Regions from separate parts of the Mus musculus genome. Here all the other regions are linked to region 1. A link is a loop called in an ENCODE intact Hi-C map of the cell type or tissue named here. Cell type or tissue: left cerebral cortex. All regions are shown on one strand.

Region 1 (8,000 bases):
CAGGGATCACCATCTGCTTTCCTGAAACCACTCAGCCGCCCCCAGCTCTTTGCTCTGCTTACAAGCCCACTCCTTGATCCACTCTCCTTGCAACTTGAGCCTTTCTCTTTCCTTCCCACAATCTTCATTCATTCTATTTTCGCCTCCTCAGACCAGAGCTTCCATAGTTGTGTGCTCAACATTCCCCTGGATTCTTATATTCTTCCAAGTCAAACCTTTACTCACCAGGAAGTTCCTCAAGACTCTATGGTTGGAGTTATTTTGCCACCCAGTCATATATGTTTGCTGAAGAAATCACTAAAACTCATTATGACCCTTTTCTATACCAACCTAGGCACTTGTATTCTAAAATGTTACTCCTTATGCCCATTGCATACTCCTCTTACAGGAAGTCCTTCCTCACAAGACAGCAAAGGGTAAAGCATAGTACATATTAGGCAAATGCAGAGTGATACAACATCTCAATAATATCTCTGCAAGCAAAACATATAACCACCCATTCTTACAAAAGTCTGTTCTTCAGGGAACTGGGAGATGGCTCAGTTGGACAAATTTTTGCACTGCACATATGAGTGCCTAAGTTCAGCTGCTCAGGACCCATATAGAAATATGAGGATAGCAGCATCTGTAATCTCTGTGCTGGGGTAGGGGAGGAGGGTCAGAGACAGGCAGATCCCTGAAGCTCAGTGGCCAGCCAGTTGAGCCAAATTAGTGAGGTTACAGGTTCAATAAGAGACTTTGTCTCAAAAATTAAGGCAGAAGCCAGACATGGTAGTATATGTCTTTAATGTCAGCATTCAGAAGGTATCTGCATGTACATATACATAAATCTCAAACCAAAAGAGAGATAAAAATGTAGAGATAATCAGTTTTATAATACCTAAAACCTGCAAACAATAAGTTAAAAAAATGTAAGAATTTGGGCACTTAAGAAACTGATGATACTTCCCGCAAGAGTGGCATCTATTCTGCCCCATATGCTTGACACATGTCATCTCATTTAATATTAAGAGGAATTCTTGCCAGGCAGTGGTGGTGCATGCCTTTAATCCCAGCACTTGGGAGGCAGAGGCAGGTGGATTTTTTAGTTCAAAGCCAGCCTGGTCTATAGAGTGAGTTCCAGGACAGCCAGTGCTATACAGAGAAACCCTGCCTCAAAAAACCAACCAACCAAACCAAACCAAACCAAACCAAACCAAAACAAAACAAAACAAAACAAAAAAGAGGAAATTTTGAAGCTGGAAAAGAAGTTTAGAGAAGGAATTCAAACCTAAGCTTCAGGACAGGTTCACTTCCTTGTCCTCCGATATAATTAAAGGTATGGTCCAAAAGATTTTAGCCTCAGGTCCTTCAAGAATGGATCTTGTGTTATAGATATGAGCTTCATTACCTTGCTTCTTTCTTTCCCTCACTCGTAGTGCACCGCTTCTCAGACTGTGCCTTTTATACCTTCCTTTTCTACACTCCCTTTAGAATCCTTCCTTTTCTACACTCATGTTTTCCACTACTCCCTGGATGAAGTAGTGGTTATTCAGACTCTAGGAGACAGAAGTTCTACTCTAAAATCCGCCTCCCAGGCAAACTAGAGTCCTGCGTGAAGGCTGATGAAGAGGGACAGGGTTCAGTGACTAATGTTCACACACACTGATGGTAAAAATACATTTTAGATAGTGAAAATACATTGTTGACCAAGGAAACCTCAAAATACAAAAATCTGGCATGTAACTATGGGGACAAGGGAATCGACCTCTTCCCCCACCAAATACTCTGATGCATCTGCTTCCAAACTGGGAATTAACCTATGAATCTACAGTCTCTGGTAAATGAGGAAGTTGGCACTATTATGCCAAAAAAGCATATAAGAAAATTACTGGGAAGTCTATAAAATTGATTGAATATGTTGGATACGGGTGAGTGTGATACATCAGGTTTCTGGGAAAGGGGCAGGATGTTCTTCTAACTTCCTAGAGAAGTCAAGGAAAATGGATAGCAAGCCCATGGGTTCAGATGACCACCTCATTTCCTTCATCTCTAACGTCAACATAAGGTATCATAGAGAAAAACTCACAATGAGAAATGCAATACTCAGACACACATAGCAAGGTGTTCTTGCTTGGGCTTCTGAGAGCCAGTAGCCTTTACTAACTGGAAGTGGTTTCCTATCTACAACTTTTTCACAAGCCACACAATGGATTCTTCCTTCTATATTTGGTCTTACAAATCTATTTGTTAACTAACTCCCCTTCAGTGTTAATCTTCTAAGAGTCTACAAAGATATAGTTCAATTTTCATTCCCCTATTTGTAATATCAATTACAGGGAAATAAGCAATAAACACAAGACAGAGCTCCTGCTTATATACTTTACATCCACAGGTAATGATAGACACCAGACACCAATAGCACACATACACAGGAGACATCATTTTTTAATGCTGATAGCTACTGTGGGAAAAATGAAACAAAACCATGCGATGTCATGGGAAAATGACCCACTTCACACTGTATAGTCAAAATAGAGCCATGAAAAACTATTGCTCTGAGTTTTGTCTGATGGCATGCGTATAATACATGGATGCTTTCCAACACAGTGGGACAAACATCACTGATAAGGTTCCAGATAAAATGTATATAAAATTTCAGTAATGACATTAATAAGTCTCATTCTTAGAAGTCATTCTGTAAAATGGAGTGAGACATTTGCTACAGGGAGGACAGGAAAATGGGAAAATCAAACATGCAATACACACTTTTGAGGCTCAGGACACATACACACTCTTTTTAGCCTTTGGTGGTTGAGTACTGAAGGCAAGGGACTATGGCAGCAGACCACCTACTATCAAATCCTGGCTTTACCATCTACCAGCTGGGAGATCTTCGACAAATTGGAAAATATTGCCTTATTTTGAAATCTTTTAAACAGCTACAGGGCCATGGAGATTAGTCAGTGGGTAAAGGTGTTTGCCACCAAATCTGACAATCTGACTGCGATTGACGGGACCCACAGGATGGTGAGAACTATCTCCTGAAAGATACTGGACCTCCACATGCATACACCTATGAACCTACACACATACACACAATGAATATATAAATTGATTGAGTATAATTTTAGAACGGTTTAAATAGTTACAATAATAGTTGCTCTCTCTTCAAAGGTTGTGATAATTAAATAATTTAACTTATGTAAAGCACTTAGAATAAATCACAGAGTCTGGTAAGTGTTGTATAAGTATTACCATATTCATCCCCAGCTGCAACCCTTCATGAACATTCATGCACATATCAACATCAGGCATCCTCCCAGACCACTCCTCAAGGCAATCAGTGCAAAGACCCCTGTGCAAATTGGATGAGGCAGATCCCAGCAGGAAGCTGATTTCAGACCTAAGCTTAAAGAGGTTTCAAAAAACAGGCAGAGGTGAAGATGCAGTGCATGTAGAATTGTAGAAAACTATAATTCCTTTAGAATCTCATCAAGACTCCAAATAAGCATCAGTACCTAACCACACCCAGTTTACAGAAGTTATAAAAGGAGGCCCCACATCCTCTAGGCACTTTCTCTGATATCTCCTTGGCTAGAACCATTGTCTGAAGACCAGTGATCTTACTAACAAGATTACAACATTTGCTAAGAAATACAACATTCTGGGTTCACCCAGTTGATCCTTATGAGCCTTAAGTGTGCCCAAGCCTAGCATACAGTTTAGCATACTAACAGTTTGTGGAATAAATGAATTATAACTCTTTGTTTGTGCTTCCAATAAATAATAATACATTCACTGAAACTAATCAAAGCACTTACTTTCATTTTCTCATCATCTAAACCAAAAACTGTAATAATAATAATTGTTATTATTATTATTATTATATTATAATAAATTCTAAAACAATCAGTTGGCGTTTTATAATAAAGCAAAGTGTGAAATCTTCATTAATTTTAGGTTGGACATCCATTCTATAAGTTTAAAGATCTGGTTTCATCTAAACTCTAATTTCATATTGTCCCATTCGTGGTGCAAAACAAAGAAATTTTTAGAACTGAGGAGACAATTTCCCCTCAAATTTCGTAGAGAGGGATATTGTCTTCAGCACCACGGAGAGCTCCCAGGCGGCTCCGCAGGGTACTGAAGAGCCAGCATTCTTCACAGAGTGTCACCCAGACTGCACACCGATGACCCCTAGTGAAACCCCATGGCCGCTGCAATTCAAACCCTGATACTCAATAAAAAAAACTAGTAAGTCTGGAGAGAATGGGCCTGGAGACAGCTGACTGATCCGTGCAGCTACTTTTGTGCCAACTCGGCATTTTTATTTCCCTTTCACCCCTCCCCCACCAGAAGTTAAACGTCCAAGTGAATTCAAAAGCTGCAATCTAAACTGTGATCCGATCAAGCTGGTCACACCAGACAAAACTGATCTTATAGGAATGGTGACTTTATCCATTTTGGAGAACAGAGTTCATTACAATAATAAGAAACAGAATAAGAAATAAGCAGAAACGGGAAGAAGAGCAGCCACAGCAGAACTGGGAAAGAATTCACTTTACTATCATTTTGGAGGATTAATTCTAAGCTTCCCTCCAATAAACATCATTTTTCACTCTAGTGGGAGGTCCGGAGTCTGAAATTATTCAAGTTAACTTTCAGAGTGCATCTATCTCCTCTTGCCAAGCTCAATGATATTTGTTTAATTGTCACTTGGCCTTCTGCATAGTTCACTGTGGAAGTCCACACACTAGCAACCAGATAGTGAGATATGGATGCTTAGGAATGACTGAGTGTGTATAGTACACATCTTGGAATAACTGCAGAAAACAGGAAAGTAAAAAGGAACCATTGCCAGAGTAGGTTGAGGAGTAACAGAGATGGGGATTGCAGGCTACAAGGGATCTGATCAGAGAAAGGAAAAAAAGGGAGGTTCTTTAGACAAAATAATAATTGTATCTGAAAAGTCCTATGGAATCATACTGTTAACTCTTTATGTAAAAAAAGCATACAATAATATGCATAATTCTGTGTATGAATATATAGAGATTAAATGAACTTTCCCCATTTGGGCTGACAATGCTTACACAAAGAGAAAAACCTAAAAAAAAAAAAAAAAGAGCTGAGACCACCTAACAAAAGCCCCAATACCAGACATGAGAAGCCTTCTTTGGAAGGCTTTGTTGTTCGGGGCTGTCCAAGAGACTCCCAAAACATTTCTGCTATTCCCCTTGCTATTCCCCCAGAGCGAGAAGGAACTTAAGGTTCTATCAAGTAATATGTACGTCAGGACTAGGGTTTAGGGATGCCTGAGCTGGAACTGTCCTGAATGAATGCAGGAAAGGGAAGGAAGAAGTTATGTAATTATATTACAATCTCAAAAATAAAAGAAAAATAGAATGTGAGCCTACAAACACACCCCACCATAAGCTGTAGTTTTCTGTGGCTCTACATAGAAAGGGAAACTGTGTGGAGACAATTACGTGTGCTTCAGATAATGGGTTATTTTTAAACCTGGCCCCCTCTAGGTCCTTTGCCTACCAGCCAACATAAGTGGGAGGATTATATAATTACTTGGAGTCTTCTCCTTGGAGATACTAAGTATTTCAGGCCACATCCCTTCAGCCACCTCCTCAGTGGCAGCCACAGTGTACTGATCACCTTTTCTGAGTTACTACATGCTTTCACACCTCTATTCTTTGCCCATGCTGCCCCCTCAGCCCAACACCCCCTCTTCACTTTTCTTCCTTCCAATCTCCTCATCAAGCTAACATTATGTTCATGCCTCAAAGCTCAGATCAAAAGCTACCTCCTCCATGATGTCTTCCGAGATGTCGTCTATAACCGCCTTCCACAATAACCATTTCCTTCCCTAGTCTTATCTTACATTAGATCTTTCTGTTTCCATGCCCCTATCCAGATTTAACCTCACAGAGAGCAGGCATCTCTCTCTTTTTTGAAGTATCGTCGGCAATACCATCACACTGTGTGGCTTCTCATTCATCACAGAAGGCTATAATACAGTTTTGAATTGATGAGCGATTGAACAAAATTGAACAATGGAAAAGGGAATTTGTAATGTTTTTCCACAGTCATCTTTAGCTAAAATCTTGAATCAAAAGTAACTTGCAAACTGTGTTTACAGATCCATTATGCCCACTGAAGGAGGAAAGGGGAATAGCTAACTAAGCCTTTCACATAACTGGCTAAGGCTACGTTCACCGTCTCTGTGGATGGAACAGATATTCCTTCAATTTGGGGAAGTCTTAGTAACTCCTTTGCCCCACTACTGGGATATGCCCAGAAGAAGCACAGTTTCTGTACCCCAGTTATGACCTCCTGTTGCTTGGTGCTATTTGCCACCATATTCTTATGTGAACTTGACTTCTAGCCTCTCCATAATTGTATCACCACTGGTTTAATAAGCCCTGTACACATTCTACTGTGTTTTAGAGCCTCGAGTCATGAATCCTTCAAGCCATTATCCAGGGTAGCTGAACACAGGAATGTGGCTGTGAACACTGTACATGAATATAGCTGTTTAGAGTCAGGATCATCTCTTGCTGCCACCACACAAAGGACAATGCACTATTAGGAACAGAGCACTCTCCAATTCCTGTGAAAGCAATTATGTGTGCTTAAGATAATGGATTATTTATTAAGCTTGATGTCAAAGAAATGTCTCTTTCACAACCCTTCCGCCAGCAAGTGTCAGTTCCCAGCAACTGCATCTTCCCCTTCCATCACTCTTGGCATTGGGTTTGATGGTGAAAGCTAAGGGAAGGTAGATGAGCCTCAAGTGTAATCGGACTCATCGCCAGGATCCTCTGTGGTGAGCTAGCTCTGGATCTATCTTCCAGCTTCCTGGCTTCCTAATTCTATATACTGTCTTCATGAACCCTCATTATATCTTATTCAGTTCCTTTCAGTTCTCTTGGTTGAATTTGGGCAGATGATGATAATGTTCCTGCCTTGTTCAGGCCACTAGAGTCTGTGTTATGCTTTTCATCTCTCTGATTCCTGATTTGAGCTGCAAAAGGGAGTCTATCTTCTTGCTGCCCAAGTCCATGATAAGAAGATTGTACATGGCACTAGGAATGAGACCAAGAAAGTAACAGCATCCTCCCATGAATTCAGTGGTCCACTCTTCTACATGATCTCATAGTCACCTGCAATGGCCAGTTTCCACTTCTCTCAGATCACCTCTCATTGCTTCTCTGAAAGGAATAAAGAAAACAGGAAACAGAAAACGTGGGACTGAGTTTGTACATTCATTTCCCATAAGCTGCAGGGGACCACCCATCTCGAGCCTTAGTTTCTCCATCTGTAAAGTGGAAACTCTATTTAACCAAAGTATATGAGAACTAAACCAGATAACAGAGAGGCGATGTTAGGATGTTCTCAGAATTGTAACAGGAACAGGGTAGGACTTGAGGACCACTACAGTTAGTGAGGACTTGAGGCAGGTGGGGGCAGCAGAGGGCCACTAGGGGAATAGAAGGAAGGACAGCTTTTAGAATCTTTGGTTCTATGAGCAGGCATTGAAGCAATTAGGTCCTTTAAGAAGGACATATGGTAGAGGGAGGGGATAGAAATCAATCGGATAAATGTACAGGGTCTACTCAGATAGAGTGTGAGGTTCCTAGGACAATTGATACCACAGAGATAGCAGGGAGCCTGGGTGCCCAAAACCTTGCGGTGATAGAGCTTGCCTCCTCTCTGGTTGCTTTGGAGTTACCTCCCCACAGAAAACAAGTTTTGTCAGTATCAAGCTAGGCAACACATATGAGCAAAATTATTTCATGGGCTAAGTCTTTAAAGTGCCATGATTTGTATCTTTAGCCCAACTATAAAGGTTTAAGACTGAACTAGGCTGATAATAACCTTATCTTAAAGCTCTTATTTTGTCTTTTGTTTTATTTTTAAAACATCCTAGCAACTTTTTTTTTGTCTCATGATCATCTACAAAATGTACATCTCAGATTAGCTTCCCACAGGTCCTGAGAAAGGTATAA
Region 2 (8,000 bases), 670 kb before region 1:
TGTGTTTCAATGCTTGGCCATAGGGAGTGGCACTGTAAGGAGGTGTGGACTTATTGGAGTATGGATGGCCCTGGAAGAAATGTGTCACTTCTTTAAGGTCTCATATAATCTCTAGCTATATCCAGTGCAGAAGTGAGTCTCCTCCTGGCTGCCTTCTGATCAAGTTGTAGAACTCTCAGCTCCTCTAGATCCAAGTCTGCCTGCATGCTGCCCTGCTTTCCACCATGATGATAATGGACTAAACCTCTGAAACTGTAAGCCATCCCCAATTAAATGTTTGCCTTTAAAAGAGTCACCCTGGTCATTATGTCTCTGCACAGCAACAAGACCCTAAGACAGGCAGGTACAGTTTTGGGTGAAATAGACCCATTTTGAAAGAAAGCTTAAAAGGATTCAGTGTATCATATGTGTCAGAGCAAGGTAGAAGCTTGTCAAATTCTATGGAGCGTTCCTACAGCACTTTGAGAAACAGGCTATATGGAGGCACAGTAGCTGGAAAGAGAGTGGATTATGAAGCCACCAAAAACATGCAATATTATTTCGAAGGGGCAGAATGACTGCAACAAGAATGTGAAGAAAAATATGTTTTCCATGTGACACAGTCTTAAGTAAATTTACCAATGTTACACTTATTTATATTTCAGCAGTAGGCTTAACACTCATGCAGAAGTGGCTTTCTAAGTGTAAAGGTCTTGGATGAGATTAAAGTGTGACTGTAAGTTTTTGACTTCTGTGAAGCTGAGTGAACAAATAGAAGGTTCTACTCATATGTTCAATAAGCTTGAACCACAATCAAAATATGAAAACATTGATGCAAATAAACATTATCTTCTTATTTATCCTTTCTACTATTAAGAAATGATAGGAGAGTTATTTGGTTCTCTGAAGTCTAACTTCTTGAGTTCTTTGTATATATGGATATTAGCCCTCTATCAGATATAGGATTGGTAAAGATCTTTTCCCAATCCATTGGTTGCTGTTTTGTCCTATTGACAGTGTCCTCTTCTTGATTTTCTTGTGTTTTGCGAATTATATCTTGGGTGTTCTATGTTTCTGGGCTAATATCCACTTATCAGTGATTGCATATCTAATGACTTCTTTTGTGATTGGGTAACCTCACTAAGGATGATATCCTCCAGATACATCCATTTGTCCAAGAATTTCATAAATCAATTGTTTTAAATAGCTGATGTGGTCCTATTTGTCAGTTCTTGATCTTAGAGCATAAGCTATTGGTATTCTGTTCAGGAAAATTTCCCCTGTGCCCATGTGCTCAAGGCTCTTCCCAATGGTCTCTTGTATTAGTTTCATTGTATCTGGTTTTATGTGGAGGTCCTTGATCCACTTGGAGTTGAGCTTTGTACAAGAAGAATAGATTGATTTGCATTCTTCTACATGGTAACTGCCAGTTCAGCCAGCACCATTTGTTGAAAATGCTGTCTTTTTTCCACTGGATGGTTTTAGCTCCTTTGTCAAAGATCAAGTGACCATAGGTGTGTGGGTTCATTTCTGGGTTTCAATTCTATTCTACGGATCAACCTGCTTGTTACTGTACCAATACCATGCAGTTTTTATTATAATTTCTCTGTAGTACAGTTTGAGGTCAGGGATGGTGATTCCACCAGAAGTTCTTTTATTGTTGAAAATATTTTTCACTACCTAGGTTTTTTGTTATTCCAGATGTGTTTGCCAATTATTCTTTCTAACTCTGTGAAGAATTGAGTTGGAATTTTGATGGGGATTGCATTGAATCTGTAGATTGCTTTTGGCAAGATGGCCATTTTTAATGTACTAATCCTGCCAATCCATGAGCATGGGAGTTTTTTCCATCTTCTGAGATCTTCTTTGATTTCTTTCTTCAGAGACTTGAAGTTCTTATCATAGAGGTCTTTCACTTGCTTAGTTAGAATCACACCAAGGTATTTTATATAATTTGGGACTATTGTGAAGGGTGTTGTTTCCCTAATTTCTTTCTCAGCCTGTTTATCCTTTGTGTATAGGAAGGCCACTGATTTGTTTGAGTTAATTTTATATCCAGCTACTTTGCTGAAGTTGTTTATCAGGTACAGAGCTAAACAAATAATTCTCAACTGAGGAATACTGAATGGCTGAGAATCAGCTAAAGAAAAGTTCAACACCCTTAGTCATCAGGGAAATGCAAATCAAAACAACCCTGAGATTCTACCTCACACCAGTCAGAATGGCTATGACCAAAAACTCAGGTGACAGCAAATGCTAGTGAGGTGGTGGAGAAAGAGGAACACTCCTCCATTGCTGGTGGGATTGCAAGCTGGTACAAGCACCCTGGAAATCAGTTTGGCGGTTCCTCAGAAAATTGGATATAGTACTACTTAAGGACAGATCCAGCAATACCACTCCTCAGCATACCCAAAAGATGCTTCTACATTTAATAAGGACACATACTCCACTATGTTCATAGCAGCCTTATTTATAATAGCCAGGAGCTGGAAAAAACCCAGGTGTCCCTCAACAGAGGAACAGATACAGAAAATGTGGTACATTTGTACAATGGAGTACTATTCAGCTATTAAAAACAACGAATTTATGAAATTCTTAGGCAAATGGATGGAACTGGAGGATATCATCCTGAGTGAGGTAACCCAATCACAAAATAACACACATGGTATGCACTCATTGACAAGTGGATATTAGTGCAGAAGCTCGGAATACCCAAAATACAATTCACAAACCACATGAAACTCAAGAGGAAAGAAGACCAAAGTGTGGATTCTTCAATCGTTCTTAGAAGAACAAAATACCCATGGAAGAAGTTACAGAGACAAAGTGTGGAGCAGAAACTGACAGAATAACTATCCAGAGACTGTCCCCACCTGGGGTTCCATCCCATATACAATCACTAAACCCAGACACCATTGTGGATGCCAACAAGTGCTTGCTGACAGGAGCCTTATATAGCTGTCTCCTGAGAGGCTCTGCTAGTGCCTGACTAATATAGAAGTGGATGCTCACAGTCATCCATTGGACTGAGCAGAGGGTCCCAAATGAAGAAGCTAGAGAAAGGACCCAAGGAGCTGTAGGGGTTTGCAGCCCCATAGGAGGAACAACAATATGAACTCACCAGTACTCCCAGAACTCCCAGGGACTAAACCACCAACCAAGAGTACATATGGTGGGACTCATGGCACTAGCTGCATATGTAGCAGAGGGTGGCCTAGTAGGTCATCAATGGGAGGATCGACCCTTGGTCCTGTGAAGACTAGATGCCCCAGTATAGGGAATGCCCGGGGCTAGGACATGGGAGTGGGTGGGTTGGTGAGCAGGGGGAGGGGTGGGGGGATAGGGAGTTTTCAGAGGGGAAAACTAGGAAAGGGGATAGCATTTGAAATGTAAATAAAGAAAATAATAAAAACAAAAAGAAAGAAAAGCTAGGAGAGAAAAAGAAAGCAGATGTCATGTGACAAAAGCAAAGCTTAGAAACAACACAAATACCCTGTACCTTGTGTGTGTGTGTGTGTGTGTGTGTGTGTGTGTGTGGTATCAGGCATGTATAAGGCTCAGGTGTGTGTATAAGGTGCAGGGTGTCATCCTGTGGAGGTGTCTGCCTTACCCCAAGCCTATCCCAATTTCTCCTCCTCCTCCTGAAGGAGAGTCAGCCCCCTGCTGCCACCAGCTCCCAACTGCAAGAACAGCTGGTGGAATATATTTCAGCACTGAATCTCTGTGAAGAGCATAAATCCCATAAGGGCCTGCTGCAAGCTGAGCTATCGTCAGCCTGACTGAGCTATTTTTGGAACCATCTTAAAACTGATTGTCCAACTCCCGCCCCCACCAGTTCTCCAATTTACCTATTTCCCCAACCCCTCCCCAACCTGAGCCACCAAAGATTGGCTGATCAATAATATGATAATGAGCAGGCAGCCAAGAGAGGAGACCGTGTAAACAACTGCCACAAGTAGATAGATGTAGGAGATATACACAATACAGGAGACATGATTAAGGCTTTACTGTCTTTACACAAAGAGCCCTGTAAAAATTCAAGCATCGCAGATGGACTGGGGGTGGGCTGAGAGGAGGGAGAAGGGAGAAAGGAGGAGGGAGGCGAAGGGAGCCTGCAATGATGTACAAAAAAAAAAATCTCAAGCAGCTCTCTCTCTCTCTCTCTCTCTCTCTCTCTCTCTCTCTCTCTCTCTCTCTCTCTCTCTCTCTCTCTCTCTCCTTCCTGTAACTGAATTCTTGACTTAGCAGTAAAGGATAAAGTGGCTCAATTCTGTCTGCTTCTTGCACTATCATTTAACATGTTTTGGTGATGTTTTTTGGCAACACATCCGTGTCTTACAGGAAGAAAAAGAAATCAGCAACCCTGTTCCAGGGCACCTTCAGATGAAAGTGGCTTGCCACAGAAGCCTTCTCACCACAACTTGGTTATAGGAGTTCAAAAACAGTACTACAGAAGCTACTAAGGACCATGACTCAGAAGTAAGCAAAGTGGTGGGATTCCAGGGATGGCATTAAATGCCCTAGTTAATTTTTTTCCTAAAAGAAAAGGTTTCTTCTTCTTTTCCAATACCTGCATAGTGGACATGCACTGCATTGAAATCAAAGGTGACAGGTTCAGAGGCAGAGGGCTGTAGGGCTCCGGTAATCAACTGGACTGCTTCTGTCATCCCTCTGCACCTGCCTCGCCTTAAATACATTTCTCAGCCTCTTGGATGCCAGAAAATGTAAGCTAGATCACAGTATTCAGGATATAACACATTCCCTTAAGCTTCCTGTTGTTTCCTAAAATAATATTTATCTTCTTCTCGGATTGAGAAGGCCCTGCCAGGTACACACCTAGCTTTGTAACTCTCCGCTCCCAACACCAGTGCATGTTCTTCTTAGCTCTTTAGGGACATGTCTTCTCTCTGTCATAGGAACACAGCTGCTTTGTCCCCACCTTTAAGCTAATAGAGCTTTCGGCACTGTTTCCCCCGCAGGGATGGTTCTCATTGCTCATTCTCATCTCAGCTCACTGGCCCCTCCTTAGGGACACCTGTCCTATCTGTCCTCTGATACCTGGCCCCTCCCATTCCTGTTTCTTCTACTTGTTACTTACACTTGCAAATTATCTCACTCTTCTTTGCAAAATACAAGCTGTCTTGTTCACAGCTACATTATTAGCACTTAAAAACACAGGCACTCAATAAATATTGTATGAATATTGTTGAATACACTTAAGTCTCCTTTCTTCAAAAGGGAATCTTCATGCCTCTTTGGCAGGGTTGTTGAAAGTACTACTTAAGAAAATGAACATTAATTTTATTCACAGTGCCTGAAATTCAGAGTTCTTAAAATATTTGGCTCCCCTGCCCCTCAGTTTTGGGATAGCTGCAGATACCTACTCTCTATTATTGTAACCATCCCAAGTTAACTTTTCTCCATTCTCAAGGCTCAAAATCATTGAATATTTTTCTCTCTCCAAATACTTCCTCCAAGAAAGTTTTCCTGGTCTGAGATCCTTCCTCTATATCAAGTTGATTTGACTCTTTTCTTGAAAATAGAAACAGAAAGCTGAAAATGATTTGCATTTCTCAGAGTACACATGGGAACAAAGTCAAATGTTCATTCTTCAGTCCAAAGGATATCTGTCTTGCTGTACTTCAAAGGTAGGTGGACACTGGGATGACTGAAGACTCCTGAGACCCTGCAAGGGCCCCTGCTGGAAGGACTGCAAGGGCGTTTGAAGAAAGAGACTATTCCCAAGAGGGATGAGGAAGAACTGAGAAATAGCATAACCAGGATCAGTGAGCAACTTACTGTGTATTAGTTACTATAGTTGCTAAAGAGCTCAAAAAAAAAAAAAAAACCAACACAAATTATTTTCCAAACCCTAGAGAAAGCACGTGGGAAAGCTAAACAGTCACTGGTGGCTGTAGTTGACTTCACGTAGGTGGCATGGCAGATGAGGGCATGTCATCTCCAAAAATGTCCATCCACTATCCCTAGATTAGAGAGCTTTAGATTTTTTTATCTTCCCTCCAAGCAGCTGTTTCATGAGCAGAACTCAGTGACATGTTCCGGAAACAATGACCCATAAAAAGCATGAGTCTTATCTCTTACACAGGGCTCAATAGAATTTCAAGAAAACCAACACATCCCAGCCTACATGGGGATTCCCACTTCAAAGTCTTCCTTGACATCATTAGTCTTCTATGGGATTAAAAGTCTTCAGTAACAAAGATAGTGTTAAGAGTGTTCAGTTTTCTCTGATCACAAGATTGGACCTAATATTAATTGCACCATAGTCAAGGTCCATTTGCATTTGAAAGCTGGAGGCAAGTGTCTCAGGAGATTCCCCTGGCTTCCAGTGGAGACTGCCTATGATCTGGCCATGTTGAAGCATTCATTCACCTTCCCGTCCTCTTCTTTTCCCCACTGAGAAAATGCGTGAGATTAGTCATTTTTATGTAGCAAGGCACAGGGAAGATTTGTCCAAGGCCCATATGAAGAGGGAGACAGATTAAACTGTACCTTGACTCTTACAAAGCCCATTTGGAAACTCTCAAGCATTACTATTTTAATTATAAAATATCCGAACTCCTGTAGTTACAGCTGTTTTCCATGAATGGCTGCCTCCTTCTCAGGTAAAACATTGGGCTAAGCAGTCACACCTGGAATCAGGAACGATTCTCAGCAAAAATGATGGAACAGAGTACTCAATAGCATTAACATCTTACTGGAGCTTCACTGACAGTTTGATTGATATAATGACGTGCAATTAAAAACTCTGATAACTATTTTTGATCCATGAAACAAAGCTAACCTGTTTTTGAGTTTGAAACAATTTTTTAAAAAATAAACCAAAGAGATTCTTTTTAGAGGGTTTCTCCCACCAAGGCCAAGGGAAGCAGAGGACCTTCTAGCTGACGTCTTTCATATGAGATTCCAAAAGGCTGAGAAGCAAGAACAACTTCCTATCCCTCAGTGGCTGTTCCACTGTTTATAAAGCAACTGTAAGTAGTAATGGTAATTATGTGGGTGTTCGTAGACTGTGACTGTACTCCTACTGGGACTCCACATCATGGGGCTTCCTAGGAAATGTGAAAATTCAGTGTAAATCATCAATAAATGAATGAATGCATCAGGATCCTTTCCACTGAACATCATGATTCGTGTCATCAAACTGACACCTACAAGCTATGGCTTGAAAGTGAAAGTGGGAGCTTTACTGTGACAAATCACACAGCTTTGGCCTTCCAAGTGGGTTAGTGAGAAAATTATATTTCTACCATCCCATTCCAAAGAAATTTGGGAAACATTATTTTTGCAGCTTACTTAACTTCAGTGTCAGACCAAGACTTTTGTTTTGTTTTGTTTTTTTCATTAAAGATGGTTATTATATAAGAAAATGGTCTTTGAAATACAATTCCTGACTATAAGGTTATGTGAAATATTTTAAATATTTGCTAAGCTTTAAATGCTATTCAATGAAGCTTCTGTAGATAATCAATGTAACATTTCATTCTTGTCAAAAGTCAGAAGTTCAGTGGGATGTGTACAATAGAAATGTGGTAGATTTGGCCCTAAACATGATCAACACATATATTTCAAAACATTCCCCTTAAAACACTTGCTACCACTGACCCATAGATGGAGATTCAGCATTCTTACATGCGTGTATTGAAGCCCAGTTGAAGACAGAAAAAGAATTAAGTAAAGTCACTAAACACTATTCTACTGTTAATCTTCTTTAATGCTCTAAAAGCTATGGTATTCTCCTAAATACACATGGGAACATCAGTGGAAAATTAACATACTTACTCAGATTTTAATTTTCTTTTAATTAAATGAATCTCCCCATAGCACCTTGTGCTAAGATAAGACAGGGAGTGTGTACCCATGTGCGGTGGTTTGAGTGAAAATGGCCCCAATAGGCTCATAGGGAATGACACCGTTAGGAGGTATAGGCTTGTTGGAGGAAATGTGTCACTGGGGGCTTGACCTTGAGGTTTCAGATCCTCAAGTCAAGCTTAGTGTCA
Region 3 (8,000 bases), 240 kb before region 1:
ACATTGGAACACTAAGAATGAAAGAGGTGACATAGGTTTAAAGGGGATTTGGATATACAATTAACAAAACTTGCTGGACTGCTGAGATACATAAAGGATATACCTTTTTTCTGCCCATGGTACCAAAAAGCAGAAAAGAAAGAGGAGAAGTCATGTTAGTAGGATTATTCCCAAACATGACTAGGGGCAATGTGATCACCCACAGATAAATTCAGTACAGACTGAGGAAAGCTGACGGATCACTTCAGTACAGGACTCAAAGGGTCAATGTCCAGGAGTCCAAATGCCGCCACAGACTCAGGTTATAATTCTATCAACCATTGAGTCTCCTTCAGCCCTTTGCACCTGCTACATCTAATTTGACTCAAACGGGCAGAAACAGCCTTCCAAAGGACACCCCTGGATGCTCTGCTAGAATAACAAAGCTTGACAGTAAAATAATTCTTGCTGAAGAAAGAAGACAGAAGGAAAGACCTGTGTTGAGGACTCAGTATCAGAAATTAAAAAAAAAAAAAAAAAAAAAAAAAAACTTGTACAAAGTCAGACAGGCCCCAGACTAAATATATGCCTTGATTACTTCCAGCATATAATCCTTTCTTCTTATCTATTCATGCTTCTCTAAGAAAGATAAAAGAAGAACTGTTTTTGAAGACAAAATACAGCTCTCTACTCCTAACCTTAGATCCCCTGGGGAAATTTAGGCTTTGGTTGGTAGAGAGAGAGTGAAAGTGTAAGTAGCTACAGCCTAAGGACAATGCATCAGACTCTTAGGTCCTGGGGCCCTCTCTTTTTCTACAAACAGTACCTCCAAGCAGTTAGAGCAAAAGAGGTGGCCAGGGCATGGATAGATAACTAAGGAGCAGACTTAGTGTTGCTTCAGATTGGAGAGAAGGCATCTTGGGAGCATTCATGGGATGAATAGTCAATCACTCCCAGTACTGTGGACCCAATCTTTGGCTACATTGATTTCTAACTCATTATTCAAAGGGCCTCTGGGGTCCAAGATGGAGATATCCAGCAACATAGCTTGAGGGTCAGATACTATGGTATGTAGACTTTGCTGGCTTCTTGACTCTCCTGATCCAAACGTCCCCCTACCCCAGCTGTACGAAGGACTTTCTGTCCCACTACCATACTCAACTCAGTTCTCTGCTAGAGGATAACAGGGGGCTACCAAGCATTCTTTCTCCTTCTTCCTATCTTGCTTTTCTGCTGGAGAACTTTCAATTCCATTAGTCTCAAAATATTCTCTAGAGAAAGGTATTGGATACTCTTTTAGTTTCTTTTTCCCACTAACATGGCTTAGACAAGTAAGAAAAAAAATGAACCCTGGAATTTGTGTGTTGTGTGTGTGTGTGTGTGTGTGTGTGTGTGTGTGTGTGTGTGTGAATACTACAGTCACCCTACAGATGTTGGGGTGAAGGGTCTAGAGAAGTGGTTTTCAACCTGTAGGTTGCAATCCTTTTGTGGAGAGGGTCAATGACTCTTTCACAGGATTGTCTAAGATCATTGGAAGACACAAATATTTACATTATGATTCATAATATTAGCAAAACTGCAGTTATGACGTAGCAACAAAAATAATTTTATAGTTGGAGGTTATCACAACATAAAGTATTGTATTAAAGAGTTGCAGCATTAGGAAGGTTGAGAACCACTGACAGAGAAGCAGTAGGTAGAGCCTAACAATTAAGCCAACAAAGCAAGTGACACAGACAGGAAAATCCAGACCATGGTGACATTAATCTCAGTTACATAAACCAATAACCATCACCCTTGTTAAGATTCTTTCTTTTTGTTGTCTGTAAACCTTTCAAGGCTGACTCTCATTCTTATTCTTCCAGGCTGAACTTCCCCTAACCAAACATTGCAGCCACAAACACAGCACCATCTCATAAAAGAATCTTTTCTGAATATGCCTTTGCATAGACGCCTACAATGCAGTTAAAGTAAACATTTTCTGTCTAGATTCATCCACTCACTAGCTGTGCAGTGTTAGGAAAGGTACATGGAATGATGCATGACTCGGTTTTCTTATCTGTGAAATAGGATAAAATTTATTTCTATCACAAGAAACATAAATGAGACAATGTAACAGCATCCCCTAGACCAGGAATAGAGTATTTGGGGATTACTGGGAGTTGAGTACCCTACTTAGGGAGAAGGTAGACAGTTACTGGGGCTGGAGATGTAGCTCGGGTGGTACTGTGCTTGGCTAACATGCAGGAAGTTCTGGGTTTGATCAGTCACCAACACTGCATAAACTAGGCATGGTAACACATGGCTGCAACCCCACTACTCAGGAGGTAAAGGGAAAAGGGTTAAAAGTCTGTCTCAGGCCACCTTTGGCTAGACAAGGAGTTGGAAGGCAGCCTGGACTACATGAAATCCTATTTGGGGGGATGGGAAGAAAGGAATGATATAAGGAGAGAGAACATGATATTTTATTCTCTGAGTATGCCAAGAACCCTATTAAGTCGATAGCTTTGTGTGGATTCAATGGATGAACATAACCCATCCCCATTTCTAAGACAGAGGTGAAAACATAAGCTGAGCCCAGTTTATCCAACATGCATCTGTCTGAGGCCCCCTTGGCTCTCGGGCATTCTCCCAGCCTTCAGTTGTAAGACTGATAAGATACCTGGAACCCACAACCCCATCCCAGCATCCACTATAAGAGAGACTCAGGCTCCCCTGCAGCCTCTGCAGCTTTTATATATACTCTAGCCCATGGCAAACACTCTGAACCAAGGAGGCCGTGATCAGCCATAATAGAATATTTTAGCAGCTGAAAATAATAGAATATTTTATTAAGCAAAATGGAAAGGGAGATCATACCCTTTCTGATTCTGTTTCAAAGAGTGGTGGGGAGAAAGCCAAGCACTGCATAGCTATCAGAGACAAGTCCAGCCCAAAGAATGGGGAAGGGTCACCCCAATCATCTACTTTATTGCCGCCCAGAGGCAAACTGTTCTATCACCATGCATTATTCGATTGCCTGTGTGATGGTTACCTCTGATTATCTTTCTTCATTAAGATGCAAAGAAGACAAAGCCACCCGTCTACCTCTTCCCCTGTTTGTAGCATCAGTCATGGGGTTGGCAGAAGAGGAAGCTGAAATGAATGGTTATATGAAAAGTATGCACAGCCTTATATTTCAACACCTGTGTTACTGCAGAAATGCAGGATACAAACTATTGGGTGAAGGCTATAGCCTTTTTCATTTTTGTATCCTGTGATATTAACTTCCATGAAATCTTTCTTATAAGCTACCTGAAACCCTATGGCACTATGTATTTAATAATGAAATAGACAGAGAAAGATAGGGTGGAATCAAATAATTCCACTTGAAGGGATTATTCTATGATTCAGCAGAACATGTTTCCTCATAATTCCAATGAGCATTATTATTCCATTCTAAGTAAAACATGATGTTCCAATTTTAATTTACTCCAAAGTAATAGATAGTTGGTGCTATTTGTCCACCAGCATAAATTTGCTAAGTACCCATTGTGATCTAAGTACTACACTGAATAATGCACAGTCCTTGGTCTCTAAATAAATTATAACCATCCTAGTAATTGTATTACTATTCCTACCAAATTCTAGAGTAGTAGAACTGTCATTTCCCTCATCACAGTTTCCAACTCCCTCATTCCTGCCTCTTGTTTGGATACCCCTTCCCCATAAAGAAGCCAACCCAGGTGCCTCTGGAAATTGGGAGGCTGCAGACAACATCTGGTACACTAAGGGAATGTGTTTGTCTCAGCCCAGCTCAAAATAGTATCTGACAAGCCTGGATCACACAAGTTCTAAAAAACTCACGAGAAATAACCTGAGAAATCTATAGCTGCCTCCTCCAATTTCACTCCCTGTCTGGCTGCTTATTGAGTTCTGCAGCCTGTATTGACAGCGTGCAACCCTGCTTCTGTCTGCCTGCTCTTATGCAGCGGTAACCAAAAACAGGGGGTGGGGGAAGAACATCACAGTTATGATTCATGTCTGAGACCCTGTTCCCGAGCCAGGTACCAGCCTACAGGCAGAATTTCCAAGAAAAAAAAATAACAGTAAGATTTGTAGAAAGAAAATGCCAGGGTCTCCTTCCTTCTTCCTCTTCACCTCCCCCACCTCTTCTTCTCTCAGGGCCACGTACTTTATCTGGTTCCTTCCGACCTCTACTCTCCCCATTTAAGCTTCCAAATTCTACTTTTGCACTAAGAAAACACATCCGATATAAAGAGGATGGGGTAGAGCCAGCCCCACCACAGCTCACAAACCTTTTGCTTTAAGGTGAGCTGAAAGACTTACCTGAGAAGCTGGAGTTAATTTCACTGCAGAAATGAAAGTGCAGAGTGCAGATCCCTGGGAAAACATAACCTTGGGAATAGGGGAGAAAAGCAAGGAAGAGAGGGGCCACCACATTCCCCAAGCCCTCCAGTCCTGTGTCTCTGCCGGAGGAGCCAGCAATTGATAATCTCACTAACACCTACAACAGTGTGCAGGAAGCTGCCTTCTTCCTAACTAATACCGCCCTCAGTGTTGTTCGTGATTTTGCAACTCTTCTCTCACCATCCGAATCTTAGTGCAGCACTGGCAATTAGAAACCTGCACACACCTGGGACCTGGGACAGGGTGTTTTGTGCACACAGTGGGAATTTCGATCAGCAGGGAAGACTCTTGAACAGTTTCCTCCTTTCCTGGGAGGATTTATTTGAATGGGCAGGCTTGTGTCGTTCCAAACATATCCTCTGTCTTTATGTGAATCACTGACTCGGGAAGTCACATGGACCCAAGATTCTCAGAATGAGCACTCTGTTCTGGGAAATACCAGGGATATCTACTCTCTTATTAGCCACAACCCTTAAATAACTGCTGTGATCAGGATGCATCACTGAAGAGGACATTTCAAAGCTGAGTTGTTACTGCAGTGAGCAAAGTAGAAGGCACTGCAAAAAAAGCAGCTTTCTATTGCAACAGTTGCCCAAGCTCTGTTCTTCCTATTGGCCAGAGCTCAGGTGCAAGGCACTGCAAATGTACAGATATTCTGAAATAAATGCAGGGGTCCCAAAACCATTTATTCCAGACCAATATAGAATCCCTAAGTCACCTAAACGCTAGGGTTACTTGAAGCACTGAAGGATATTTTTAGATTGATCCTGTCGTCTATTTATTCCTATCTTAGACAAGAAGCAAGAATAAGGAGGTAGAGCACTATATATGGAGCTGCCATTCCGTGATATGAACAAAGATAGACTCAGGTATTACCTCTAACCCCTCACAGAGAAAGAGCATCATCTCCAAATGTTTCTGAATTGTGTTAATTTTACTAATAATAGAAGCAGTTGAGCTTAATGGCACTGTAGGCACAGTTCACAGAATTTCCCATGATTTACACCATCCAGTATCCCAGTAATCTTATAAGGTGTGCATCATTGGTTATTGTCTTAGTTAGGTTTCTATTACTATGACGAAACACTATTACCAAAGCAATTTGGGGAGGAAAGGGTTTATTTGGCTTGCACTTCATCATTGTTCATCTTGAAGGAAGTCAGGACAGGCATTCAAAGAGGGCAGGAACCTGGAGGGAGGAGCTGATGCAGAAACCATGGAGGAACACTGTTTACTGTCTTGCTCTCCATGGTTTCACAGTCTGCTTTCTTATAGAACCCAAGACCACCAGCTCAGAAAGTGTCACCATCCACAATGGGCTGGGCCCTTCCCATCAAACATTAAGAAAAATGCCCTACAGGCTTACCGACAGCCCAACCTTATGGAGGCATTTTTCTCAAGCTTCATTTCTCTCTGATAACTCTAGCTTTTGTCAATTTGACATAAAACTAGTCAGCACAGTTATTTTCCTAATGTTAGAAATGAGCACATAGCATTTCAGAGACACAAGGCAAGGTGTCCATGGTCATAGACTTTCTCAGGATTGGAAGCCACACATCTAACATTTCAGACTTTTTAACCATCATATGGTACCCCATTGAGCATATACTCATAGTAAACCACTATGCCCTTTCTACTTTATATTTAAAAATCTATGGTCATTTGTATGTGACCATAGATCACAGGTCAGCCCTCTGCTATACAAAAGGCTTATTAAAGAACATACTCCTGGGCTTGAGATCTTAAAAGGAACAAGCAAGTTCCTCATAATGACAAACTACTATTAAACACTTGGAATTGGACCTTCTTGATTAAAATTCATGTAAATACAAATTTCCAATGAACCGTCATAGATATTCAACAAATAGATCTACTAAGCCACTTAATAAATTATTGTTCTTGTTGATGAATGTTCTCACTGTTGAATGTGAGGTTTTTAAAATTCTAAGCAATTACTTATTCTGACTTTTTACTAATTTAGGCTTTTCTGGCGATCAAGTGAAAAGTTCTGCTTATAAACCTTTTCTTCAAAATGTTAGCTTATTCATACTCCCAACGTCCTCAGGGTAGACAGAAAGTATCACATCGCTCATCTTATCAATATTCAGAAGAACACACATTGATTGTAAGCAGGTCAGTGGTGCAGAGCACACAGCGTACAATGTATAATAAACCACACCACGCACAGAAATTCCTCATCCATCCAGTGATTCATCACTCACTACGTGCTTTAAGGCAGAAACACCATTTAAACAGGTCCAGTGACTCCTTTAAACTGCTCTAGTATTAGAATGTAGCAAACTAGGGATATAGTCCAGCCTCTACAACCTCTCACTCTTATCTGACCAAGACTTTAAAACCATTCTAAACCAATGACTTATAAATGATGGATAAATTGGTTCATTGGGTCTTTCTTTGAGTGTTGCTCTTAGACTTTACTGATTAGCTCACCTGATGAGTTGCAATTGAGCATGAATTATGGATTTGATCTTCATGTGTGCCAGTTAGCTTCATACTAGTTACAAAGTGGTCCATTGCCAGATACGAGCTATTTGTACAAGATGAGGGACAGGAAACCTTGTCTTTGTTTTGAGTTTCAAGCTTGTGTTCCTCCGAAATCCACATTGAAATGTAATCCCCATTTTTGGTTGTATTAACTCCTGAGAAGTGACTAAGCCCAGAGAGCTCTACTCTTAGGAATGGATTAACATTTTATAAAAGAGGATCAGAGAATGATGTAATAATTGCAGCCTTCACCAGACACTGAATCTGCTAGTAACTTAATCTTGGGCTTCCCAGCTTCAGAAGATCAGAATGCACATTTTGGTTGTTTATAAATTACCCAGATGGCTGCAAAAATATCTCATTGAGAGAATGTGTCTCTGAGATTCCAGGATTAATCCCCAGTTCTATAAACAATCTAGTCCCATATGATTTTATAATAGTTCAAATGAACACAGACACCTTTCATTATCATACTTGTGAATGGTACAGTGCAGAGTAGAACCTAGAGATGATGAATCAGGACAGCCCATCATTATTAATTAAGGAGCAGCTGGTATAAGACCCCAGCCTTGCAGTCAATGGGGGTGGAGAAGAAGAGCAGAAATAGAAATAGGCCAGCATTTATATTAATTCCACAATTTTGGAGAGGGATTATAAACTATGTTATACATGGAAAGAGCATGTGTCCAATATTGCTTAAGAACCCTCATCTGCTCATCGAAACCCATGCCCTTAAGGATTCTTGGGTCCATGAATTTTTTTTTCTAGCATATTTTTGAGAGTTCAGCATCCCTGGAAATGAAGTAAATACTTCAGGGTTGACAAACTGACAAGCAGGTAAAGTTCTTCTAAAGAATACAAAACTGTTGCCTTGACAAGTTGAGGTTCTAGAGGCGCTGCCAGTCAAAGTGCTGTCAGGTCAAAGAAGACAAGTCAGATAGTTTCTAGAGATGACTGAAAGTTTCAGGATAGTCATTCTGCCTTTTCCCTCTTGTTTAGGAGTGGAAAGAAATGGATCTTAGCTTCAAGGTTAAGTAACAACAGCAAATTAATATATCTCTTCTACTCTTGGAAAAAATTATCTTAAAGAAAAAAAAAAACGGATT

Evidence for each region. A loop is a pair of places that touch in the nucleus more often than their neighbours do. Peaks named below come from ENCODE experiments on the same cell type or tissue, not always from the same donor. Only the 100,000 strongest peaks of a DNase experiment are listed, where the experiment ranks them.
Region 2: it touches region 1 in a loop (5-fold over the local background); 3 of 42 quality-filtered maps call a loop at or near these places.
Region 3: it touches region 1 in a loop (3-fold over the local background); 3 of 42 quality-filtered maps call a loop at or near these places.

The regions. Positions count from the first base shown.
Region 1 is chr12:88,705,614-88,713,613 of GRCm38, reverse strand. No RefSeq gene overlaps it. Among named protein-coding and RNA genes, the nearest start is that of Nrxn3, 85 kb to the left of the region's middle. In left cerebral cortex, CTCF peaks have their summits at 4,180 and 7,443; DNase peaks (open chromatin) are centred at 4,247 and 5,626; H3K27ac peaks cover 619 bases.
Region 2 is chr12:89,373,138-89,381,137 of GRCm38, reverse strand. All of the region lies in intron 9 of Nrxn3 (neurexin III), which reads right to left. Among named protein-coding and RNA genes, the nearest start is that of Gm40537, 400 kb to the right of the region's middle. In left cerebral cortex, a CTCF peak has its summit at 3,666; DNase peaks (open chromatin) are centred at 3,989, 4,347, 4,754, 7,102 and 1 more place; H3K27ac peaks cover 4,023 bases.
Region 3 is chr12:88,949,925-88,957,924 of GRCm38, reverse strand. All of the region lies in intron 3 of Nrxn3 (neurexin III), which reads right to left. All of the region lies in intron 2 of Gm40537 (a long non-coding RNA gene), which reads left to right. Among named protein-coding and RNA genes, the nearest start is that of Gm40537, 19 kb to the left of the region's middle. In left cerebral cortex, no CTCF peak of the experiment used is centred here; DNase peaks (open chromatin) are centred at 2,016, 3,917, 4,549 and 4,729; H3K4me3 peaks cover 1,430 bases; H3K27ac peaks cover 3,728 bases.